3 separate regions of the Homo sapiens genome follow, and all the other regions are linked to region 2. A link is a contact called in ENCODE Hi-C or POLR2A ChIA-PET data. All regions are on one chromosome and are shown on one strand. The core of a region is the stretch at or near the end of the contact, and the rest is flanking DNA. Distances in the headings are between cores, read along the strand shown.

Region 1 (2,809 bases), core at 64-2,563, 720 kb after region 2:
CAGCACAGAGAGCCCAGCCGCTTCCGCAGCTGTCGCCGGAGCCGGCAGTCGCCCGCCTGGAAGAAGAGGTAGACGAAGGGATTGAGAGCGCTGTTGGCCATCGCCACCACGCGCAGCGCCGCCGACAGGCCCTCTCCCTCCCAGTCTCCCGCGGGCCCGGACGACCACGCGGCCGCCAGCCGGGCGGCAAAGTAGGGCAGCTCGCAGCCCACGAACAGCAGCGCCAGCAGCAGGCTCATCTTCAGGCTCTGCACCTTGGCGCGGGGCAGCGCGCTGGGCGCAGGGGCTCGACCTGGGCTCGCCGACCAGGGCGCTGCAGCCGCGGGGGCCTGCGGCCGGTGCCGCCACCAGACGGAGAGTAGGTGGCCGCAAGCGACGCCCAGGACCGTAACAGGCGCGACGAAGCCCGCGACGGCCTCGTAGAACGCGTAGACCTGCAGGTGCCAGCGCGGCAGGGGCGCGAAGATCCCGTGGCAGCGACGCTCCCCCGGCCAGGCGCGGGCGGCCGGGGGCGCGCCTGGCTGCAGGGACGTTGGCGGCGGCGGCGGCGGCAGCGGCGAGGGGGAGTCCCCGCGCACCACGAAGGCCGGGGGCAGCGCCAGCAGCAGTGCCAGCAGCCAGCCCAGGGCGGCGAGGGCACGCGCGGGCAGCGGCCGGCCGTGCGGAAGACGCACCGCGCGCCGGCGCTCGAGGGCGATGAGCACCACGAGGTGGGCCGAGGCGCCCCGCCCGGATGCCTGCAGCAGCTGCAGGAAGCGGCACGCCAGGTCCCCCGTGGCCGCGCGGGGCTCGCCCAGCAGTTCCCAGGCCAGCTGTGACAGCGCCGTGCCCCCGCACGCGTACAGGTCCGCCAGGGCCAGCTGCACCAGCAGGAAGTCCATCTTGCGACGCTTGGGGCCCGCCCAGGGCCCGCCGCCGCCGCACAGGCGGCACAGCACTGTGGTGTTGCCTGCCACCGCCACCACCAGGATGACCCCCAGGAACACCAGGCGGACGCGGCGGCTGGGCGGCCCAGAGGCAGGGGCTCCTTGCCCCAAGGTCAGGTTGAGACCCCAGCCCAGCAAGATGGGCACGGAAATGTTGGGCGCCGGCGGCAGAATTGAGGGGCTAAAGAGATCCTCCATCCTTGTCCCGGAGGAAGAGGAGGCACCGAAGAGGGCGGGCAGGACGCGGGAAACCAAAGTGGAGGCGAGGCGGCGCGGGGAGCGACGCTGGGTCTATACGAGTTCCCAAAGTTAGTTGAAAAGGCACACGCACAGAGAGGGAGATGGATTCGGGCGGCTTTGCGCTTAGTTGTTTTTGTCGATTGTCCTCGTGATTTGTCACTCAAATGTGGGTTGTACACTCGAGGAACACACATGATTCCTATTCTCCACCTTCCCCGCGTCTTCCCTCCCATTCCCGGCGGGTACTCTTCCAATCTCTGCAGCGGCCCCCGACGCTACCCTCGCGGAAGCCGCGGACCCCTGGGCGCTGAGAACCTCATCCATTCTCTATTTACGTGTAAAGCACAGCAGGACAGAATGTCGCTTTGCTTGGCCATTGTATACGGCCAGTGTTATGCCAGCACCCACACAAGAGAGGACCTCTTGACTGAGATTGTACCACACGCCCCCACCACCCCAATGTGATTGCCAGTAGGAAAAAAATAGAAAAGACATTAGTTTTTATTTTAAAGGTTTGAAATGCCATGGATCTGCACGAGCATGAGAAAAACAGGAACACAAGAAACCTAACAGCGTTTTGAGCAAAGAGGAGACCTATTAGCTGAATTTTGATCAAGATGTGTCTTCTCTGTCCAAGAATGAAAGTATTTTAATTAGAGGGTACTAAAGTCAATGATGTTGCTTTTAGGAGTGGCAGTGTTGCAGATCGTTCCAAATACTAGGAGCAGTGGGTCACAGCTGCTTTCTTGGTGATGTAAAATTCATTTCATTAGTCTGAAGAGGGCATTAATAGGTTTTATGCAAATGGTAGTGCATTTATTGCTTTTCTCCTAATATTTTCATCCAGTGAAGGATGCGTCATCACACTCCTCATTCTCTTGATTCTGTTTTCCAGCAGATGGGAAGTTGCTAGGAGGGGCTACGCCTCCAATAAGCCTAGAGAAAAGGTGACTAAGAAAGTGATAAGGCGGCCAATTTTTTTAAAAAAGAAATCCAAGTCACAGGAAATGGTTTAGATTAAATGTTGCTGCTTTCATTTTAGCCTTGTCTCCTCACAAACACATTTTAGTTTCCCTGTTGGAAGCATCCATTTGTCTTTTTATGCACCCTCCACGTTAATCATGGTGAAAGTAGAATTTCCTGTACTTCCTGGCCTGGGGGCCAGGGAGGTATGAGTGTTGTCTAGGGTTCACATTCCCAATCTGAGGAAACATTTGGAACTTTAAGATTCATGGCCTAGGAAGATTTGGTGGGTTCCATGATAGTCCTGCCAGCTGCTGTAGGAATCCCATTTCCCAAGCTGTTGTCCTTTGGCCAGAAACCTTGGTTATTTTCATCATCATCTCTGTGGTGCCTCGCTCTGGTCTGACAGGTTGTAGTTATCAGTGGGTATGTGTTGAGTTGATGAATTAGTGGATATACGATGCTTTTCAGATACCTTCGAGCATAAATGCCTGCCTTGACTATAAATCCATCACCTAAGAAAAAATTCCTTTTATACTATGCCAGTATTGTCCAGAGGAGCCCAAGGAAGCTCTGTGGAGACATAGGAATAAGTGTTCCTGGTGGGACATTTAAGAAAGCTAGAGTGATAGCCTTGGAAAATCTAAAATCCTGGTTTGATTTTCATACTCTCCCTTTAG
Region 2 (3,055 bases), core at 78-2,577:
AATACTGACTGCTTAAAAAATTTTGCCCAGTCATTGTTTCCTGTCCGATTACCATAAAGTCTTTCTGTGATGCTTTCCTCATTGAAAGGCCATGAGTTCAGGCAAGACTTTTAAGTGTCTAGGGGTTGAAGATAGGATCCTAACCCACAGAGCTCAAGGCACTTTGTCTCTTTCCACCTATAGCCTGTCTACCTGTCTCTCTCAGGAACCTAGGAGGGATTCTCAGAGGGCCACCCTGGGGAGATAGCCACACTCAGTTTACTAGGTTTACTGTGTTCTCTGCAGCTTTGGGCTCAGAGGGTCAACTACTCGCTCTACCTGCAAATCAAACACAGAAGAGTTCCTGTCCTCAGCAGGACTCACCTTAGCTCTCCTCCAAGGACAAGTGTATCCATAACTGGTATGGATACACTTGCATTTAACAAGGATATTTGTATTATTTGGCTACATGCCTATGACTTCAAGTTTTATGTTAGGTGTCCTTGTCACTTAAACTCTGGGGCTTTGTCCAGATATAACTGTGTTCTTCCAATGAAACAAATTTAGATCTCTTTGCACTTTTGGGTTTTCCCCCAGCTCACTGTGTGATTTTAGCTTAATCACTTAATTCTCCCACTCTTCCATTTCCCATCTATCATGTGCAATGTTATGACCAATAATTAGTGAATGGCAATAACTTGAACTTACAAAAGGCCTTCCTTCCAGGAAACTCACAATACTTCATGAGGGCTAGTTGGTATCCTTCACAAAACCCCAGTGAGAAACGTTTTGCTTTTTATACTGTTTTTCTACTTGGTTCTATTTTTATAGATGCACCAAGAAGATTAAATAAGTTTCTTGGGGTCGTATGTTATCTTGGTGTCACATATTTTCTTGGTAGCATGTTATCAAAAGCCTTTGATGGTGCTCTTCTGGCAATGCTGTTCAAATCAAGTTGCACAGCTAAAGTACTTAGTGTTGGTAACTGGCAACAATCAAAAACTATAATAATCACCCGTAAAGCTGGAGACCTGGCCCCTCATTATGTTAGCACATATTAGGAAATATGTTTTGCTACTTTTTTCTTCCAGTAATGGTTATTATTTCCCAGTCAAATCCAAGTTCTGTTGCTGTTACTGAAATGGAGCAGAGTGCCCATGAGCCAATGCCTGGCAGTGCACTCCAAGCAGCCTCCACTGTCACAACACAAAAAACCAAACCATCTACAGAGCCAGAATGGCACACAGAGGAAGACAGAAACATGAGAAGTAGCCTTGCCAAAGTCCAAAGGTCTGAGCAAGAACACCAGGAGCCAAGTCTCTAGAGCACAAACAACCAGGCAGAAGGGCTCCCAGGAACAGGATGTTCTGCGGCATTTCCAAAAACCCCTGGCCTCTGGGCACGGCATCCAGAGCTCACCAAGCACCCTCTTCCCAGGGGTTCGCTTCCAGAAAGAGAAATATAATATACTTTGGAATGAGCAGCAAGCTATCCACCAAATCACATTTCTACTTATTGAAAAGTGAATCTCTTTAGACTAAATCTCAGAGCAAAGTTGTTTGGGGGGAGAAGTGATGTGATCAACTTTTCCCACTCCAGACTCAGAGTTCAATACTTTCTATTATCTAAATATACCTGTTTAGGCCTTGTGAGTTACCTATATTGTAACCACTACCTACAGAAATTTACAAGTTCTAATAATACCATAAACAAGGATTACAAAGGAAGAAGGAAGGAAAGAATAGGATAATAAATGAAGCAAAGTATGAAGAAAGCAGAAGTAAAACAGCATAAGGCAGCATATAGCATTAAGTCATAAGTCAAAAAACGATGCAGAGTTTTTGAAACTCTCAAGAATATTTGAAACTGAAATTTGAAGTGCATAAATGCATTTGAAATATGAAAGCAGAATAAAAATAGGTTTGTTGTTTTGTTTGTTGAACGTTTCAACCTAACAGAAGATGATGACAGAACTTCTTAATGATTATGGTCTAACAATTGTTGTGTCATAACTTTCAGGAATAAAAACATGGACACTGTTAGTAAAGTCAAGTCTATTTACTCCTTTCATTTCTCATTCCAAAGCTTTCATCCTAGCTGTGCCTCCAGCAAGGAATGCTGGATAGAGTAGGCTAAGACAGAAAAAAAAAATTAAAAGTTTTCCTTAGCTATAGAAACATAAGGAAAAATTTCAAGTACTAATGTTTTATATGTGTTCAAAATGTTAGAGGTATTCTGTTAGGTTCATGTCTTTGCTAATGCCCAGAGGACTTTGTAAAGACAGACAGTAAACTAATGAAGAGAGAAGTAAAACCATTGATTTGATGTCAGAAATCAAGTCCAAAGATGTCCAGATTTGTAATGAAGAAAAAGGTTCAGGTTGCTGGATTCCCAGCACAGCAGTCCAGCTTTGAACTTGGAGGAGGTAGATGCCAAAGAGGACATTAACATTGAACTCCACAGAAGTGAGCATCATAACCATGGTGCACAGATGTGGCTACCTGCATTACAGAAGATCCAGCTGGTGTCCCCAGATCCCTCCAAACATGTGTGGAATCACAGGAATTCAGACGTCTTGTTTCCTAGCTACTGTGTCCTGAGCTTTGCGGCATCTTACTTCCAGTGTTACTACGGACATAAATGGTGTCCTAATATTTTTTCCCTTTCTTCAGTGTACTATGAAGTTCAATGTCAATTGACATAGTACCATAATAAAGTACATAAAATATAATTTTACCTATAATTCTTTAGTATTATATGAGCATACAGAGACCATAGTTGGTTCTTACCATTAAATGAAAGACTTCCTTTTTTTTCTCTCTTGATTGAAAATAGAAAAGGGGAAACCAGGCTAAAAGGGGTTTGGGTCAGAGCTTAATGGCATATTAGGGTGTCTATGGGTGTGTGTGTGTGGTTGTGTGATTCATTTCCACTCTCATGTCAGAAGAGACCCTTGGAATCAGAGTAAGTTTTACTTTGTTTTAGCTCAGTTTCGCTTTCAGGGTTCTATGATATCAGGGTTAAATTCATCCATTTAAATTGCAAGCCCAAATGTTTTCCAAGTGTCTTTTTTTCA
Region 3 (3,075 bases), core at 201-2,700, 610 kb after region 2:
AGAATCGGACTATAATTTATCCACTTCACTACTATTTTGTTCAATTATTACAAATTTTAATTTTTTAAAAGTTTTCCAAACAACATTAGTAATGTTATTTCTGATTTATGAGTCACTAAGACAAATGGCTAACACATAAAGAGTATTTGCATTATTAAAATTAAGTTTTCAGAGATCAATTAATAGTGCTATAAATGAGTCATTTAAAATTAACTCCCAGTCCCTGTCTTTTCCTCCGCTTTCCAGAGGAACTATTTCTGAACTGTCCCAGTGAAAAGTATTTTTGCCTGTGTTGAGCTTTGAGAGGGATGTATTTTTAGAACACCAATATTACACTATCACCCATAGGGTAGACATAAAAAAACACTGCTTTTTGCTGATGAAACTTAGTGACCCCGTCCCTTGGAGTTGGCACATTCAACTGTCTGCTGCCTACCAAGGGTCAACCCACAGTCGTGAAGTGTACCAGTAAGTGCTCCACATTCCCACTGGGGCCTTCTATCTTCCTAAGAGTGTTCTCTGACAGGGCTGTTCCCTGCCCAGTGAAACAAAGGACCAAAGATTTTCTCAAAAATGTTTAAAAATTTGACCCATGTAACGCGGACACTCCACACTCACGGAAGTGGGCAGAAGGGGGAGGGGGAAAAAAAAGGAAAGAAAAGCTTCTTCAGCCTCAGCGCGGAGCAGCTGCTCTTCCTTACCCAGACGGGACAGTCGTGGACCACCAGCTTGACATTCCCAAACGCACTGGCCTGATACTCGGTGAACACCGGACGCGCGACCGTGCTGGCCGCGTTCAGCAACAAGCTGCTCTCGTCCCCGGAGACCAGAGGGCTTCTCCCCAGGTAAGTGCGGATAAGCCCCGACGGCCGGTTGTCCTGGTGGAATGTGTCCCCCTCGTTCCCCAGCGCCACGATGTGGATGGACCTGCACGGACAGAGGGGGCGAGGGGAGAAGGGAAGCACGGTCAGCGCGCGGGTCTCTCCTCGGAACAGGAAGTGCGGGGGACAGCGCGCGGCGAGGATGGGCACCAGCCCCTGTCCCTGGGGCGCACGGCACGCGCTGGAGAGAGACAATGGCAGGACGGCGGCGCGTACGTACATGATCTCAAATCCAAGGGCAGGGCGGCGACTCGGAGAAAAGCAGCGGCTCACGGCTTCGCGGGGCCCCCGGGCGGCGAGTTCACCCGCAATCCGCTCATCCCCGGCCGCGTCCCCCTCGCGCGCCTCCACCGCGGCGGGGCCGACGCAGAGCGGGGCCGGGGCCGCGCCAGCCAGCGAGCGAGCCGGGGACCAGGGCGGGCTAGCGGGCGGGGGATAAGCTGCCGCTACTCAGGGAGTGCCCGGGAACATCGCCGGGCGCGGGACCGCCGCACAGCCCCAAGTGGACGCAGCTGACCGCAGTCCCCTCTCCGCCGCGCCTCCTCGGCTGGCAGCTGTCGCCTCCTGCTGCCGCTGCCGCTGCTCCTCCTCCTCTAAGCAGAGAAGGGGGGTCGGGGAGATCGGGGCCTCCGCCCCCTCAGCGGACCGGGCGCAGCACGTGCCAGCCCCGGGGGTCGGGCGGATGCGGGGGACGCGCTCCCCGCGGAGGCCCCGGGAGCTCCGGTGGCGGCGGCTGGACACAAAGGAGCCGCCCGCGCGGGGCGCCGCGGAATATAAATTAATAAATACAACGCCCCAGCCCGAGAGCTCCCAGCCGCCAATCCGCCTGCAGCAAGTTTGTTCAACTCGCAAGGCCGTAACCAGAGCCAGGAAAGGGGGGTGGGGCGATGGGGCCCCCGCTCACTCCGGACTGGAAAAAGGAGGTTAGGGAAGCTAGGGATTCCAGCCCGAGTGCCGCCCCAGCAACCCGATTTCCCCCCCTCTTGGCCTTGACCGAAAGTGCTTTACCACGTCTGCCGCTTTCTCATTTGTCAACATGCGCTACAGCTGTTTTCTAAAATCATACTTGTGAGAAAAAATAAAGGCAACATTCATGCTGCTGCAGAAAGAGTTCTTTGTTCACACACCAATTAATTTGCTAATGTCGCCTTGGGGGGATTATTTACTATTTCAAGCTATATTTAGCGTATTTTACCGAAAACTTCAGGATTTTAAATGCTGGGATTTTTAGTGTGATCGTTTTTAAAGGAAGTTATGTATGGGGGTTTAACGTGTTGGTAAGTTAAATGCCAGTTTACTTGGAGATTTTTCTGTACACGTTATGGCCACATATTTAATAATAGCTCCGCAGACCAACTGAAAACATAATCACGTAAATGCAAAGATACTTTAGATTCTTTCATAATAATGCACTGAAGTAAAGGCTATGAATATCCCTAACGTGCTTCAAACTACCTCGATACAAACGAACACTGGGATCCACTTACTAACACCAAAATGGGCCAGGGATTACTCTGGGGTTAGACTCCTCCATACAGTATTAAAATTCTAACCAGTACCTTACTCTGTGTTGAAAAGAGTTCTTGCTTATCCTTTTATCTGTTTATTTTTCCCTTCTGTAAAATTGGACTGTTTCTTTTCTCAGCTGAGCTATTTTGAGGGTATGAAAGAGGGGGTATTGAGTAGGGCAGTAAAAAAACTAGGGCAACAGCTTTTTATTATGGGCCCTTATTGCTCGGTTGAAAGTAGTTTAATAGTTTCTCGTGCTCAGAGAGGATATAATGGGAGATATTCTTTATGTGGTCACTGTTTTTTTTTTTAATCTAATTTCCCTTTGCATTTTCTACGATTTCTCTTTGAGTCTCTAGAACCTAAACCATCCTTAAAAATTCCAGCATGCAAGATCACTTTTTCTCTTGGGTTAATAGAAAATATATTTTCTCATCAGTCTTTTCCGGAAACCCATAAGTCAAAAACAAAGACACTAGAATGGATGAATGGATAAAGAAAATGTGGTATACACATGTAATGGATGATTAGCGTTTAAAAAAGAAGAAAATTCCTTCATAAACTACAACATGGATGAACCTTGAGGACCTTGTGCTAAGTGGAATCAGCCAGTTGCAAATCACAAAAAGTGATTCCATTTATATGAAGTATCTAAAGTAGTCAAACTCTTAGAAACAGAAAGTAG

The links. Hi-C counts contacts between places; a loop is a spot of excess contacts on that map. ChIA-PET counts read pairs that join two places held with the same protein, here RNA polymerase II (POLR2A). Pooled maps may share reads with other maps.
Region 1: a map of adrenal gland shows a loop between it and region 2 (3-fold over the local background). The contact joins the promoter of GPR150 here to the enhancer-like site in region 2. A Hi-C loop is called at or near these places in 2 of 168 maps with a recorded cell type or tissue (adrenal gland and transverse colon) and 1 of 50 pooled maps. POLR2A ChIA-PET finds 5 or more read pairs at or near these places in 1 of 52 experiments (Panc1).
Region 3: a map of gastrocnemius medialis shows a loop between it and region 2 (3-fold over the local background). The contact joins the promoter of RHOBTB3 here to the enhancer-like site in region 2. A Hi-C loop is called at or near these places in 1 of 168 maps with a recorded cell type or tissue (gastrocnemius medialis), 1 of 37 single-sample maps with no recorded cell type and 6 of 50 pooled maps. POLR2A ChIA-PET finds 5 or more read pairs at or near these places in 1 of 52 experiments (GM12878).

What each region holds. Positions count from the first base shown.
Region 1 is chr5:95,618,591-95,621,399 of GRCh38, reverse strand. It overlaps GPR150 (G protein-coupled receptor 150), which reads right to left and starts at 1,313. Exons shown (of 1, transcript NM_199243.3): 1 at 1-1,313. The coding sequence starts at 1,124. RefSeq lists silencers at 1-412, 121-415, 433-482, 573-972 and an enhancer at 1,142-1,757.
Region 2 is chr5:96,337,048-96,340,102 of GRCh38, reverse strand. The region is part of intron 3 of LOC101929710 (a long non-coding RNA gene); the gene reads right to left. All of the region lies in intron 1 of LOC107986365 (a long non-coding RNA gene), which reads right to left. It also overlaps a transcript of CAST not described here. Among named protein-coding and RNA genes, the nearest start is that of PCSK1, 95 kb to the left of the region's middle. Within about 2 kb of position 1,327, at least 14 of the 41 ENCODE cell types and tissues checked have a DNase peak (open chromatin) inside an H3K27ac peak, as active enhancers do; they include adrenal gland, gastrocnemius medialis and transverse colon, where a contact is called at or near this core.
Region 3 is chr5:95,729,711-95,732,785 of GRCh38, reverse strand. It overlaps RHOBTB3 (Rho related BTB domain containing 3), which reads right to left and starts at 1,450. Exons shown (of 12, transcript NM_014899.4): 1 at 1,102-1,450; 2 at 702-927. The coding sequence starts at 1,103. It also overlaps a transcript of SPATA9 not described here. RefSeq lists silencers at 1,088-1,467, 1,528-1,657 and an enhancer at 1,818-2,027.